Linked DNA regions of Homo sapiens: region 2 is linked to region 1. Evidence: chromatin contacts called from ENCODE Hi-C or POLR2A ChIA-PET data. All regions are on one chromosome and are shown on one strand. The core of a region is the stretch at or near the end of the contact, and the rest is flanking DNA. Distances in the headings are between cores, read along the strand shown.

Region 1 (7,199 bases), core at 191-2,690:
GTATCACAGACTCCTCTAAATTTCCCACTGGGTGTTTCAAGAGTTGGTCCTGGTGAGGTGGGAGGGGGAGACCAAAGGGAAGAGAAAAAAAAAAACAAAGGCCATTTGTGGGGAAGCTGAAAGGACATGGAGGTACAGAGGCAGAAATGGTGGCAGTGACGACATATGGGGCAAATATGCCCAGACCCTCAGCCTCCCCACTGCACCCACACTGTCCACAGGACAATCGGGGCAGGACCTTCATCTGTGTCCTCCGGTTGAGGGGTTGCCTACATAATCTGAAAGAGAAGCGTGAAACTCCAGAAGGGGAAAAAAATGCCTCTTTTGAAGGGGACTTCCCTTGCCAGTGAGGTTTCAGATCATGTTCTGTAACAGCCTACTGGCCTGTGACAGGGCCTCCAGGAAATGAGACAACTCAGATGCAGAGTACTAAGGGAAAAATTTCAGTAGTGGCTTGAGAAAACTAACTGTTGAGTCTGACAAAGCAAAGTTCTAAGATAGTGCGAAGTATAACTAGGGCTGCTTTGAAAAGGAAACCCAGAGAGCAAGGACAGGTGTCGCTTAGTTTTAAAAAATAATTAGAGCTTCTGTTTATTGAAAGCCTACCATGTGTCAGGAGCCTTGCATGCCTTATCTCTTACTCTTACATCAGATGATATGAAATTGACATTATTATCCCCATTCTCATCTGTAAAGTGAGAAAACATACTCAGATAAATTAAGTAAATTAGCCAACATCATCCAGTTCCAGGGCCACGATTCAAGCCAAGGTCCATCCGATACCAATTACTATGCTTCTGCCTTGGCCCTTCTGTCATTAATTCATGTGGTTCACTGTGAAAGTCATGGACTTCTTTAAACCTAGATTTCCCCTTATGACATGGTACAAGTAAGCCTAAAGTTAGATAAAATCATAGCCTATGATGAGCTAATTTAAGCTTCAATCTGTCTCTGTCACTAGCCAGTTCTGTGGAAATGGACAACTCAAGTAACTTCTCCAGGTCTCAGTGTTCCCATCTAAAAAGTGGGGTTGTAGTGGGCCTCTACAGCTCTTGACTTCTATGAGGCACACCGAGTCCTCACATGCCAACATAAAAAAGGAAATTTCAAAATTGTCTTTGTTTTTTAACAAAGTATATGAGGGGATTATTCCAGTTCTCTATGAATAATATATATATTTAAAGAGCCTATGTTTAAAAAATTAAAATGCTTTAAAACATTTTCTAGATGGCCTTACAAATGGAAAAAAAAAGTATTCCTAGCCAACCCTCTGTCAGCAGAAAGGCCACACAGAAAAAAGCAAATCACAATTCTTTACCCCTCTCAGCATAAATCATTACTCACCGTGGGAAAATGATTACTTGCCAGGAAGTAGAACCTATGAATCATTATACTGTTGTCCTCGACCTCTGATAGAGCAAGAATTAGGGGAAAGACTGAAAAGCTGGGGAGTGAACTCTGATTTGACAATAGTTCCACTCATGGCATCGTAAGGCAATGAAAACAGAAAGCTGATCGAGCCGTAGGGCTGTCAAGTCCCGGTGCTGCTGCAGTGCACGTCTGAACCCAGAGCAGAATGACATGGGCCCCTGACTTTCTGAGTCACTCCTTGGGTCTGAGTCTTCACAGCCCCAGAGTCATTTATCAGCAAATAGAAACAATGCCATCCCTGGGCTTGTCCCGACAGTCAACCTACTTGTTAATGCCTGTGTAAGAGATACCCAGCTTGGAAATAGGAGCAAAAGTCACAAGGAAGGGATTAAGTTGCCTAACATCAGCATTCATTTCCTAAAATAAAAACACATGAAAGATAGACACCACAAATATGTGTTCCCTTGTGGTATCAGCAAATATTGTGCTATAATTTCTCTACTGTTGCTAATAAGCTATGGCACACAACTGTAAATTCTTTTTTTTTTTTTTTTTTTTTGATACAGGATCTTGCTCTGCCATGCAGGCTAGAGTGCAGTGGCACAATAATGGCTCACTGAAGCCTCGACCTTTCAGGCTCAAGCAATCCTCCCACCTTGGCCTCCCAAATAGGTAGGATAGGGCAGGTGTGGTGGCTCATGCCTGTAATCCCAGCACTTTGGGAGTCTGAGGTGGGAGGATTGCTTGAAGCCAGGAGTTCAAGACCAAATAGCTAGCACTACAGGCATGAGCCGCCATGCCCAGCTAATTTTTGAGTCAGGGTCTCACTATGTTACTCAGGCTGGTCTCAAACTCCTGGGCTCAAGCGATCCTCCCACCTCTGCCTCCCAAAGTGTTGGGATTACAAGCATGGGAGCCACCTGTAGGTGGGTGAGGAGCAGTGATCCTCCCACCTCTGCCTCCCAAAGTGCTAGGATTACAGACATGGGAGCTACCACACCCAGCTTGCAAATACTTTTTATATTATGTTTTTCTACATGGCCTTTGATGTCTTTAGAAAATGTTTGTTTTAAGCAAGGATCTTTTTGTGACTAAAAGCACAGAAAAATACAACATAGTTAGTATGTTACACACCAAATATACAAAATCCTAGAAACTTATAGAAGGAGATAGGAAAATTGATCTTATAACTAATCTGAATATTGTTCTCTACTTTCCTTAATGTTTTTAAAGGTAGTGAAAGTAAAACTATATTGTTCTGATGATGTAGAAGGGAGAATGTTTAAAATTCCTCCCAGTTTCAGGAGGAGATATTAGAACCTGTCTTTATTATACTGCATTGATTAGAGGGAAGAGGGTATTACAGCCAAAGTGTTACCTAACCATTAGACTTTCACTGTATTTGATCCCACCTTCTTACTAGTTTAAATAAAATTTAAGCATGTACTACCATATATCTATGTTTTTATTTATGAATGACATAATCATTATTAATTTATTGTGAATAATATAAATCATTCATAAAAATTCATCTTTTTAAAGATTATATTTATTAATAATGATACATTTATATATTTTTATTATTCTCTTTTTCTGTACCTCAATAGATCATGTGCACCCCACTTTGGGACCACTGACCTTTTAGCTTGCTTGTCATGATAGAAGTCATCTACTAAAGGAACTCTGGAATGTTTGAGTCTCTAAATAATCTTGTTATAATCCAAAATAGCCTGTTAATTTCAAGATTGATCTTCAGGCGACTAAACTAAGCACTCATAAGAAATCACAAGGTAAAAGAGTTCAGGTCACTGTTTGGTTAGCTTACAAAGAGTTACTTCTATTTCCCTAAATGTTTTTGAATCACTGCCCTTTGGCTCTGAAGGGACAACTAAATATCATCTCATCAGTAATGCCATTTTCCCTCAAGTGTCTTTAACACAGAGCTGTTTCTCTAGAAGAGAACAAGGTTATATAAATGGGAGAGAACATGTCTCCCTCCAAGATAGTTATGCAACATGGGGAAGATTCCACAGAAGAGAGACAAGGCTGAACAGAGATGATGGTTCTTTTACTTGGACATGGTGATAACTTGAGTTTCTAGATAAACTTGAGTACTATTACTCAGTACTGGTACTGTTGGAAGAACACATAAAACGTCTGGCACAATCAGTGAAAGAAATATGGGCCTGGGTCCGGGTGTTAAATGGGTACAGGAAAGCACTAAACCTCTCACACTCACTCTACACCTACATGCCCCAAATCACAAAATTCCCCTACTTGAAGAGCGTACACTCCCCACTCAATTCACTTCCCATTTAAAAGTGTATTTGTTTGCTTTTCTAAAGATTCCTAGTGGGTTGGGGAAACTCACTAAACCACTATTAACACTTAGTGTGACCTTCAGGAAGAGGCCTCATGGACTAATAAATGTGCTAAGAGGATCTGAAATGTTGGTGATGGGGGTGTGGCAGAGAAGGAAGGATGAAAGGGAGAAACCCGTTTAGAAAGCCTATTGATTTCTAAGGGGGTAATGCTGGGGTGGGGGAAAGTAGTGAATAAATTATCTGACAGGCAAGCAACATCATTCACACTTTTGTTTAGAAATCATTCTAATGACAGCCACCCTAAATTTTGGTTCTATGTTGGGTTAGTTCCACAATCACTGAAATGAGGAAGTGAGCTCAACAATTTTGTAAACCTCAGAGTTGACAAGAAGTTATGAAAATTCCCAGTGGGGTTACATTAGACTCTAGCACTTACTTAAACAAGGAAAAGCAGGGAGATTCCATTGATGAATCATATCTAAGGGACAAGGGAGGCTGTAGGGTTTTCTCAGACAAAATGGGTCTTTACAAAATTGGAGAGAACCAAATGGAGTTAACAAGTTTGGAAGATACAGGTGTATTTCCCATAGAACATGAGAATGAACACTAAATGAGAAATTCTTGGAAACAAAGACTGATGCAAGAAGAATGCCTGGTTGGAAGTGAAAAAAGCAAGAGCAAAGATGCTGGTTCTGAGGCCAGAGGCAATGTTGGGGAAGGATCTTGGGACTGAGTCAGCTGGGACCAAGGAAGAGCCAACCATACCTGGATGGATTTAAGGAATGCTAAGACAGGTCCAAAGTTGGAGAGAAGAGGTAACCAGAGAGCCTGAGGACAGGGCCAGACACTGTAATACCAAATTCCTTACAGAATCAGCAGGGTAGCACAATGTCTCCAGGGCAGGAGAGATGACCTTGCCAGAGGTATTTTGATGGTAGAGGCTGAAGGAGACAGAGATTAAGTGTACCGAGAAGAAGTACATTTATGGGAGACTAACATAGATGAAAATTTCTTGTAAAGTTTTTTCCTGTTGAACACATCTGCTATAAAGGCTTTGGCATCAAATTTTGTATGATACAAAAATCATAACAGCACTGAAGTGACTAATAAATGTGTAATGTCAAACCTAATGTGAGCATAAAAAACTTTGAACACCTTAGATGGTAATTTGGAAGGTTCTAATTGCACCTTGACAACAAAACATAAACATTAGAGTCTACATGATGTCAAAACATCTGAATGGAAAAAGAAAAATAAGCATCTTTTTCTGCAAAGCCCAAACATTTGTATATTTTGGAAGACTAAATATATATTTGATAAAACCACAGTATATAAAGTCAAGGCATTTTATGATCTTCCTGGATGTAATTATTTTCCATGACTTTGTGTAATCATGGTAAAATAGTGATAGTTCAATAACTGATAACTAACTATAATAATAATTAACATGTAACAGTGACTGAGTTTCCAAATAACTGTATGATGTATGTATTTTTAGTGCCTGTATTTTGTACATGAGTCTTTTACAAATAAAGTGATTTGCTCAGTCACACAAAGGCAGAGGCAGGACTCAGAACTATACTTACCTGTTTCCAGAATCCTAGCTCATCCTACAACTGGCCATTTACATAGTTTTAATTGGTTTTAAAAAGTTTTTTTTTTACATTAGAAATCATTTCTGTAATAACATTTTATCTTATTGCATCCTGTTTTATTACAGTGAAAGGACCTGCTTACTTATTATCTCCCCAGCTACACTGGAATTCTTCCACAGCTTACATGAGGTCATCAGCCTCTGGCCATGTCTGGAAAACAGCAGGAGCTCAACTAATGTTTATTAAACTAAACTAGATCTAAAATGGATACAAAATTAACAGTTCTGGCTGAGCACAGTGGCACACACCTATAATCCCAGCACTTAGGGAGGCCAATGTGAGAAGATCACTTGAAGCCAGGAATTTGACACCAGCCTGGGCAACACGGAAAGATAACAAGACTCTGTCTCTACAAAAAAGTTTAAAAATTAGCCAGGTGTGATGGTGCATACCAGTCATCCCAGCTACATGGGAGGCTGAGGTGGAAGGATAGCTTGAATCCAGGAGTTAAAGGTTGCAGTGAGCTATGATCACCCAACTACACTGCAGCCTGGGCAACACAGAGAGACCCTGTCTCAAAAACTAAATAAATAAAAATAGAAGAGTTTTGCTAGAGTTCAGAAAGCATGTCAGATCATTTGCATCTTAATTAATGGTACATTCGCTTCTAGACTTAAGCAAACAAGTTTCATCTACAACTTTGATTTCATTGGTTCTTTCAATATTAACATAACTTCAATGCAGTTTTATTGCTCTACATGTGTGTAGTTCAGCTTGTTTATTATGACTTTCCTTTTTGTTTTCCCTCAAGTTGATTACCTGCCAGCTTTTCTACACTTCTTTCTCACTCCCCACCTTGTCACTGCCTCTAGACAAACCTATTTAGTCATTTGTTAGATTAAAGATAAAAAAGACACAGGAAGAAAAAACAAACATGAACCTTGGGCATAGACTTTTTTTCTTGTCTTTCTTTCTTTCTTTCTTTCTTTCTTTCTTTCTTTCTTTCTTTCTTTCTTTCTTTCTTCCTTCCTTTCTTTCTTTCTCTCTTTCTCACTTTTGCTTTTTTCTTTCTTTTTTTTGATGGGTTCTTTTTTTTTTTTTTTTTTTTTTTTTTGACACAGAGTCTCGCTCTTGCTGCCCAGGCTGGAGTGCAGTGGCACAATCTCGGCTCACTACAACCTCTGCCTCCCAGGTTCCAGCAATTCACCTACCTCAGCCTCCCAAGTAGCTAGGATTACAGGTGCCTGCCACCACACCCAGTCAATTTTTGTATTTTTAGTAGAGACGGGGTTTCACTGTATTGGCCAGGCTGGTCTCAAACTCCTGACCTCAACTGATCCGCCCACCTTGGCCTCCCAAAGTGCCAGGATTACAAGCGTGAGCCACCACACCCAGCCCGAGACGGGTTCTTATTATGTTGCCCGGGTCCAGGCTGGTCTTAAACTCCTAGGGCCAAGGGATCCTCCTGCCTCTGCCTCCAGAATAGCTGGGATTACAGATGTGCCATTGCGCCCATCTTTAGACTTTTAATTTTATTTCCCAAATTACTGTAAAAGCAGCTTAGAATTATTTTTTTCTCTTCTGTTTTAGCCCATGTTATAACCTGGACAGGCAACTACTGATTCTTAATGTCTGGCCACTGATTTTTAAGTGCTTAAATATTCAAAAGTTTGTTAAGCATATTATTTAATATTCACTTATTATTCAGAGTCTGTGCCTAGGCAGAGCTCCTAATAAAAACACAGAAGACAACTGTTGGCATTCATTTTCATGCCATAATCAAAATACATTTCCTGATGGTGGGGAGTGCTTGCATGACCACCTCCCTGCAGAGCCAGGCAGGGGTGGTCACTACAGGTTAATCCAGATACTAGAGCTATTTTCAAACACTCCCAATGCCCATAAGGAG
Region 2 (7,774 bases), core at 4,003-6,502, 3.0 Mb after region 1:
TCAGCAAAGGATTGTCAGGCATTTTTCAATACACTTGTTTTTTTTCCTTGCAGCAGTCCATAAATTTTCATTATTAGCAGATAATAAAATGATCTACTTAGAATACTCAAGGGAATTAATGTAGAATTATTAAAATTCGTTAACAGGCCAGACGCAGTGGCTCCCACCTGCAATCCTAATGCTTTGGGAGGCTGAGGAAGGAAGACTGCTTGAGCACAGGAGTTCAAGACCAGCCTGAGTAACATAGCAGGACCTCATTTCTATTAAATATTAAAAAAAAAAAATTAGCTGGGCGTGGTGGTGCAGGCCTGTAGTCCCAGCCCCTTGGGAGGCTGAGGCAGGAGAACCACTTGAGCCCAGGAGATCAAGGCTGCAGTGAGCCATGATCATGCCACTGAACTCCAGCCTGGGTGACATAGTAAGACCTTGTCTCAAAAAATATAAAATAAAATAATATTAGTAATAGTTGAATAAGACTAGATACCTCAACTATCTATAAAAATTGATAGTGTTTCTATAAAACTGCAAAAGTTTCTTAGATGAGAGGGAAAAAAATCTAATTTACAAAAGCAACAGAAAATATAAACTATACAGAAATAAAGCTAACACAAATGTGCAATGAAAAAACAACACAAGCCTGGGCGCGGTGGCTTACGCCTGTAATCCCAGCATTTTGGGGGGCTGAGGTAGGTGGATCATCTGAGGTTAGGAGTTCCAGACCAGCCTGGCCAACATGGCGAAACCCTGTCTCTACTAAAAGTACAAAAATTAACTGGGCCTGGTGGTGGGCAGTGGTAATCCCAGCTACTTGGGAGGCTGAGACAGGAGAATTGCTTGAACCTGGGAGGCAGAGGTTGCAGTGAGCAGAGATCGTGCCATTACACTCCAGCCTGGGTGACAGGGCAAAAGTCCATCAAAAAAAAAAAAAACACACACACACAAAATTGTATTAAAGGATACAAAAGATGACCTGAATTAATGGGGAGATGTACTTTGATCTAATTTAAAACAAAATGACAACAGAGTTTTTATGAAACTTGATAATATGGCTTTAAAACTCAAAGAAAAGAAAGAATGAGAAGGTCTAAGTTGATGATGAAAATGAAGAACGAGGGAAAAACTGTCCTATCTGATGTTGATGACATTTTACAAAATAGCTATTAAAGTGGTGGTGTAATAAGGGAACAAAAGTCACATAGATAAATACAGCAGAAGTAAGAGACCAGAAACTGGCCCACACAGATATGAAAATGTAATAAAAAACAGAAACCATATTATAAATCAGAGATATATCTGGTTTCTGTACAGGGAAAAACTAAAAATTAGATCCCAAGTTCACAAAATATACACATGTACACAAGTACAGACACACACACACACACACACACACACAATCCAGAAAAAATTTTAAAAAGTGAAAATATAAAACATTAAAGTTTTTAGAATATATGAGAATAGCTTTTTGAATTCAGAGTAAAGAATACTTTTTTAGACAATACATAGAAAACAAAAATAAAATTCAAATACTGCACAAAATTCAAGGATAAGCAACATCTTATGGAATACAGCTGAAGGATTAGTATTGAAAATATATTTTAAAAGCAACTGAAAAAAACTCAAAAAATATTTGACAATATACAGTTGAAAAATGCATGTAACTCAAGTGTACAAAAAATGTAATATGCAGTTCATAATAGAGGAAATTAAAATAACTATACAAAAAAAGATTGATTTCATAATCAGAGAAATGCATTAAAAAAGAATGTAGACACTGACTTCATACCTTTTACATAGAGTAATTCAAATGTATCACAGATCTAAATGTAAAATACAAAACTATCAAACTTCTAGAAGTTGGCAAAGAGTTTTTAGACACACCAAAAGCATGATCCATGAAAGAAGAAATTGTCAAGTTGCACTTCATTAAAATTAAAAACTTCTACTTCATGAAAGACACTGTTAAAAGAATAAAAAGACAAGCCACAGACTAAGAGAAAATATCTGCAAAATACACATCCAAAAAAGAACTTGTATCCAAAATACAGAAAAATTTTTCTTTTTTTTTTTTTTTTTTTTGGAGACAGGGTCTTATTCAGTCACCCAGAGTGGAGTGCGGAGTGCAGTAGTGTGATCATGGCTCACTGCAGCGTCCACTTCCCAGGCTCAGGTGATCCTCCTATTTCAGCCTCCCAAATAGCTGGGGCTACAGACGCAAGCCACTAGGCCTGGCTAGTTTTTTGGTTTTTTTTTTTTTTTTTGAAGAGACGAGCTTTTGCCACATTGCCCAGGATCGTCTCGAACTCCTGGACTCAAGGGATCTGCCCACCTCGGACTCTCAACTTGCTGGGATTACAGGCATGAGCCACAACACCTGGCTCCACAAATTCTTAAAGTTCAACAATAAGAAAAAGACATAAGATCCTAAATGTGTACACACCAACAATAGAGTCTCAAAATACATGAAACAAAACCTGACAGAGCTGAAAGGAAAAATAGATAAATTTACAATTATAATCAGGGATTTCAACAACCCCTTCTCAAAAATTGATAGAACTACTAGACAGTACTACTATAGAAAACAAGCAAGGATATAAATAATCTGAACATAAACAACAGGATCTAGTGACATACATATAACATTCCACCCAACAAAGCAGAATACACTTTTTTTTCCCAAGTATCCACAGAACATGACCAAGATAGCTCGTGTCTTGAGCCATAAAACAGGCCTCAACAAATTTAAAAGAACTGATATCACAGAGAGTTTGTTCTCCAATCATAACAGAATAATGGAGTCAAAATAGAACTCAATGCAAAGTCAGAGAGTCCAGGACAGTCCAGATGCTACTGGGTTAGTGACAATAAAAAGAATACCCTCTGGAAACTAGACAGAAAGTTCCAAAACTACTCTCAATGTAGCTGAAACATTTTATATCTGCATTAAAATTCTTTTCCATAATGTACTTTTATATTTCAGTAACAGCAAATGAAAAATGTTATAGACATAAAATGGATTTCAAAACACATCTGTAGTAAGCTGACTTACAAACCAACTTTTAAAATACCACATATTAAATTGAGGCTGTAAACTTATAATTTATAATGAAATGAAAACTTTACCTTCCAATGGAATGTCTAAAAGATTGGCATGCTTTGTTTTCACATGAGTTTCCATATCTTCACTGTGCTCCTCTATTTTTCCACAGAATGGACATTCAGGAGGACTGTATGTTGTTTCATAAACAGATCCTTTTATTTCGGTCAGGCTGGACTGTTTTTCCCTACTTTTCAGGAATTTTCTAGATTCAGTTAAGTTCTCTGAATAGAAGCCTTCATGTTTTAAAGTACTATCTTTAGTCAGGTTTTGAGCTGAATTTTTTGGATGATTAGATGCACAACCTGAAAGAATACTTGAATTAACTTCCATTCCACACTGTAGGGTGTTGTCTTTCTTGTTATCTGAAGTTCCATATTGTACTGTATTTATCCTCTCAAAGTTTCTTTCAAGTGTATTCTGCTCAAAATGAGCTGTTTCGATATGAAAACACATTTCATCATAATTCACACCTGACAACTTGCAAAATGGACATATAATTTCACTTTCCATGTGAACAATTAGGTGAGCTTTCATGTCTGGTTCTGAGGTTACTGTTTCACCACAAATATTACAGGAAAGCATGGTATTGACAAGTAGCTAGAAAAGAACATAACATTAGGTTTCAAAGATTTGAAGAAAAAATGTGTTTCATAAAATGATTTGAGACAATTACTTGGTCTTTAACGCTGGATTATTTTGATGAAGAAGTTTTCAATGTACTTACTGTTCCTCAAATACAAAAACTTATTTATAAATATCAACCAAAATTTCATTTATTTTTTTTTAAAAAAAGGCAATAATAATGAATACAAGTAATTTTAAAAATAAAATATTTCAAAAAATGTCTCTGGCCCAAGGTGGAGAAAAAATAACGTTTAAAAAATTGTCCAGGTAAGATAAATCAGGTAAGAAAAAAATGAAGAGAAGAAACCTATTTATCAACTGATATATCTAAATACTGAATACTGAAGCTGATTATATTGAGGAGGTAAATAAACACATCTTACAAGTAGAGTTTAACACTGTAAACTTAGAGTCTTACATGTATCAAGTGCTATTTAAGTGCTATTATTGTAATTTAAGTACTATTATTATCGCTCTACACATAAAGAAATTCTGGCTCAGACAGGTCACCACAAGCAGAAAAAGGTGGAAGCCAAAATGCCAACCCCGTCGTGCTCCACAGCCTGTACTCTCAGCCCCAAGAATAAAAGCAGAAGTGGTATAGTAGAAAAAAGCACTTATTCCAGAGTCAAGAGAACTGGGTAATAATTTCAGATTCATCATTTTGGGTAAGGAATCTCATCTCTCTGAGGTTCAGTCAAAGACTACTGTAAAATCCAAAGGTAGTTATTTTTGGATTTTATGGACAAATAAAGTACTGACTACTGACATAAAAGTGTTAAAAAAATAATTTTAAAAAAAGCAATCACTTCGCCACCACCTTCCTACTACAGGTCATCGTTCAGCTAAAGACTATTTAAAATCAAACAGGAAAAGTAATGACACTATCACTTCATTTAAATAAATTTACCTTTAAAATACCTCCCTACATTGTCCTTATTTTTTTCATTTCTCTCCAGACAAATGGATACAGTCTCTGATTTTAGAAGGCAGTTCTCCCGAGCCCCCAGTGGGATTAATGTCACACCCGGAGTTTCTTCTCTTCCGGTGGCTGGGACACGGTCAGACACAGAATGATGAACTTGGACATGGACTCAGATTAAGCGGGTAAGAGACAAGAGAGTACCCAGGTGCCTCAGAGGAAGCGAGTGAGAGGCATGAAGGACCCAGTGCCAAGCTAGGTACGTGGTGGGTGAGGTCAGAAGACCGCAAGGCCGAGTCTCCCAAACGTTCCGCGCCAAAGGCACAAGCCAGGCACACGAAACTAGCAGGCACTAACTGGGTCAAAGCTTTGGGCCTGGGGAATAAGGGAGGGGACCATCAATTCTTACCGGCCCAGAGGCCAGCAGCTGCCACACTGAGCTCCGCTAGGCTTCCCCTTTGGGCCTCGCTGGCAGACGAGTGCGTGCGCGGCGTCCAGTACCTCTCCTGGCCTGATGACTGAGGCCAGGCCTTCCCAATACGCAGAGTTTCACAGTTAACCGAGGAAAGAATTAGGAACTTCCAACACCTTGGCCCTCAGTACCTCATTCAAAAGCACTTCCTTACTCCCACGGAAAAGAAGTAATCCCAGAATGCGCCGCTCCACGCCGGTCTCTATGCAGTGCATTCTGGGAGATGTAGTCTTTTTTTTTTTTTTTTTTTTTTGAGACGGAGTCTCGCTCTGCTGCCCAGGCTGGAGGGCAGTGCGCGATCTCGGCTCACTGCAAGCTCCGCCTCCCGGGTTCACGCCATTCTCCTGCCTCAGCCTCCCGAGTAGCTGGGACTACAGGCGCCCGCCACCATGCCTGGCTAATTTTTTGTATTTTTAGTAGAGACGGGGTTTCACCGTGTTAGCCAGGATGGTCTCGATCTCCTGAGAGATGTAGTCATTTTTGCATTCCTCCCATTTCCGAGTTTTTCCTTCTCCCATCGAGTTTCCTGCCACTCAATTGCTAGGAGAGAAAACCGGGCTCTGAGGTCATTCATACTTAATCTGAATGAGTTCACAGGGCAGGTCCTGGGGCAAATAGCAGTCTACACTAGGGCCTGCTGAGTAGCACTCTATTTTAGTATCAATAAAGGGTTTATAATGCTGCTAGGTATCAAGCTCCCAGCTATGCACCGAAGGTAAAGGATACCAGGTTCTTTCCTCAAGGTTACAAGATAACAAATATCTTGGTTTGTATGTATGTATGTATGTATATATATATATTTTTTGAGACGGAGTCTTGCTCTGTCGCCCAGGCTGGAGTGCAGTGGTGCCATCTCTGCTCACTGCAAGCTCCGCCTCCCGGGTTCACGCCATTCTCCTGCCTCAGCCTCCCAAGTAGCTGGGACTACAGGCGCCCGCCACCACGTCTGACTAATTTTTTGTATTTTTAGTAGAGATGGGGTTTCACCGTGTTATCCCGGATGGTCTCGATCTCCTGACCTCGTGATCCGCCCCCCTCGGCCTCCCAAAGTGCTGGGATTACAAGCGTGAGCCACCGTGCCCGGCCGTATGTATGTATTTTTAGAGAGGAGGACTCTTTCTGTCACCCAGGCCAGAGCACAGTGGCTAAAATAGCTCACCGCAGCCTCGAACTCCTGGCCTCAAATGATCCTCCCATCTCGGCCTCCCAAAGTGTGAGCCACCATGTTAGCCCAAAATCACAAATATCTTGTCATTCAGGCTTTATTTCATTCAACAAATATTTAAAGAGTGTCTATTAGAAAGGCGTTTTGCTTGCAACAGGAGCTGCAGCAGTAATCAAAATACACAAAATTCAGGATTTTTGAGGCTTACATGCTGGTGAGGTAGAGGAAATAAAAAGTAAATTAACTGATCATGATAAGTGCTATGAAGAAAATAAAACTGGATTGGCCAGGCTCAGTGGCTCACATATGTAATCCCAGCACTTTGGGAGGCCGAGGCGGGCAGATCATTTGAGGTCAGGAGTTCAAGACCAGCCTGGCCAACATGGTGAAAGCCCGTCTCTACTAGAAATACAAAAATTAGCTGGGCGTGGTGGCAGGTGCCTGTAATCCCAGCTACTCGGGAGGCTGAGGCAGGAGAATTGCTTGAACCCGGGAGGCGTAGGTTGCAGCGAGCTGAGATCGTGCCACTACACTCCAGCCTGAGTGACAGAGCAATAGATTTTTGAGACTGAGTCTCAAAAAAAAAAAAAAAAAAAGAAAGAAAGAAAGAAAAGAAAACTGGATTATAGAGATACGAATGTTTAGAAAAGGTCTTGATGAAGGGTTGAGTGTGCTGATGAACAAACCTTACACCAACAGGGGAAATAGCATTTCAGACAGATAAAATAACAAGAACGAAGGCCTAAGGCTGGAGCAAAAAGAACACTTTTTGACCAGAGCATAATGTGGTAAGGAGAAAAATGATTACAAGATGAGGTTAGGGTTGTAGACAGGGGCCAAATCATGTAGGACCTGGTAGAAAACTAGTGAGGTATTTAAATAGGAGGGTGATGTTATCTGATGATAAATAGTATGTTTTTAAAAATTGGCTAGGCGCGGTGGCTCACGCCTGTAATCCCAACACTTTGGGAGGCAGAGGCGGGCAGATCGCATGAGCCCAGGAATTCCAGACCAGCCTGGGCAACATGGAGAAACCCGTCTCAACCAAAAAAATACAAAAATTAGCTGGGCGTGGTGATGTGGCCTGTAATTCTAGCTACTCGGGAGACTGAGGTGGGAGGATCACCTGAGCCCCAGGAGGTTGAGGCTGCAGTGAGCCATAATGGCACCATTGCACTCCAATCTGGGCGACAGAATGAGAACCTGTCTCAAAAAAAAAAATCGTTCTGGAAATTTGTGGACAAACATGGAAGATTAAACATGTAAATTTATATTTCTCTGCCTCTCAAAATCTATTAAAATGATAGCAGGAAAATAAAAATAATACTACTAACAGCTAATGAGATTTTACAAAACTTTGAAAGCTAAAAAAAGATGAATGATTAATAACGAACTTAACTCAGAACCGATGTCAACAAAAACCAAGTCAAGTCATACTGTCTTGACTTGTATGGGTTTCTGCTTGCCCAGCACAGCAGCTGGGGTCTGCTTGCC

What was found. Hi-C counts contacts between places; a loop is a spot of excess contacts on that map. ChIA-PET counts read pairs that join two places held with the same protein, here RNA polymerase II (POLR2A). Pooled maps may share reads with other maps.
Region 2: a loop to region 1 is called in a pooled map, with 5 times the contacts of the local background. The contact joins the promoter of ZUP1 here to the enhancer-like site in region 1. A Hi-C loop is called at or near these places in 2 of 37 single-sample maps with no recorded cell type and 2 of 50 pooled maps. POLR2A ChIA-PET finds 5 or more read pairs at or near these places in 1 of 52 experiments (activated B cell).

The regions. Positions count from the first base shown.
Region 1 is chr6:113,630,956-113,638,154 of GRCh38, forward strand. The region is part of intron 1 of LINC02541 (long intergenic non-protein coding RNA 2541); the gene reads right to left. Among named protein-coding and RNA genes, the nearest start is that of LINC02541, 16 kb to the right of the region's middle. RefSeq lists enhancers at 21-320, 341-480, 1,351-1,400, 3,966-4,015. Within about 2 kb of position 1,441, at least 26 of the 41 ENCODE cell types and tissues checked have a DNase peak (open chromatin) inside an H3K27ac peak, as active enhancers do.
Region 2 is chr6:116,663,514-116,671,287 of GRCh38, forward strand. ZUP1 (zinc finger containing ubiquitin peptidase 1) reads right to left here and starts at 5,253. Exons shown (of 10, transcript NM_145062.3): 1 at 5,053-5,253; 2 at 3,121-3,694. The coding sequence starts at 3,679. RefSeq lists a silencer at 4,177-4,326 and an enhancer at 5,088-5,277.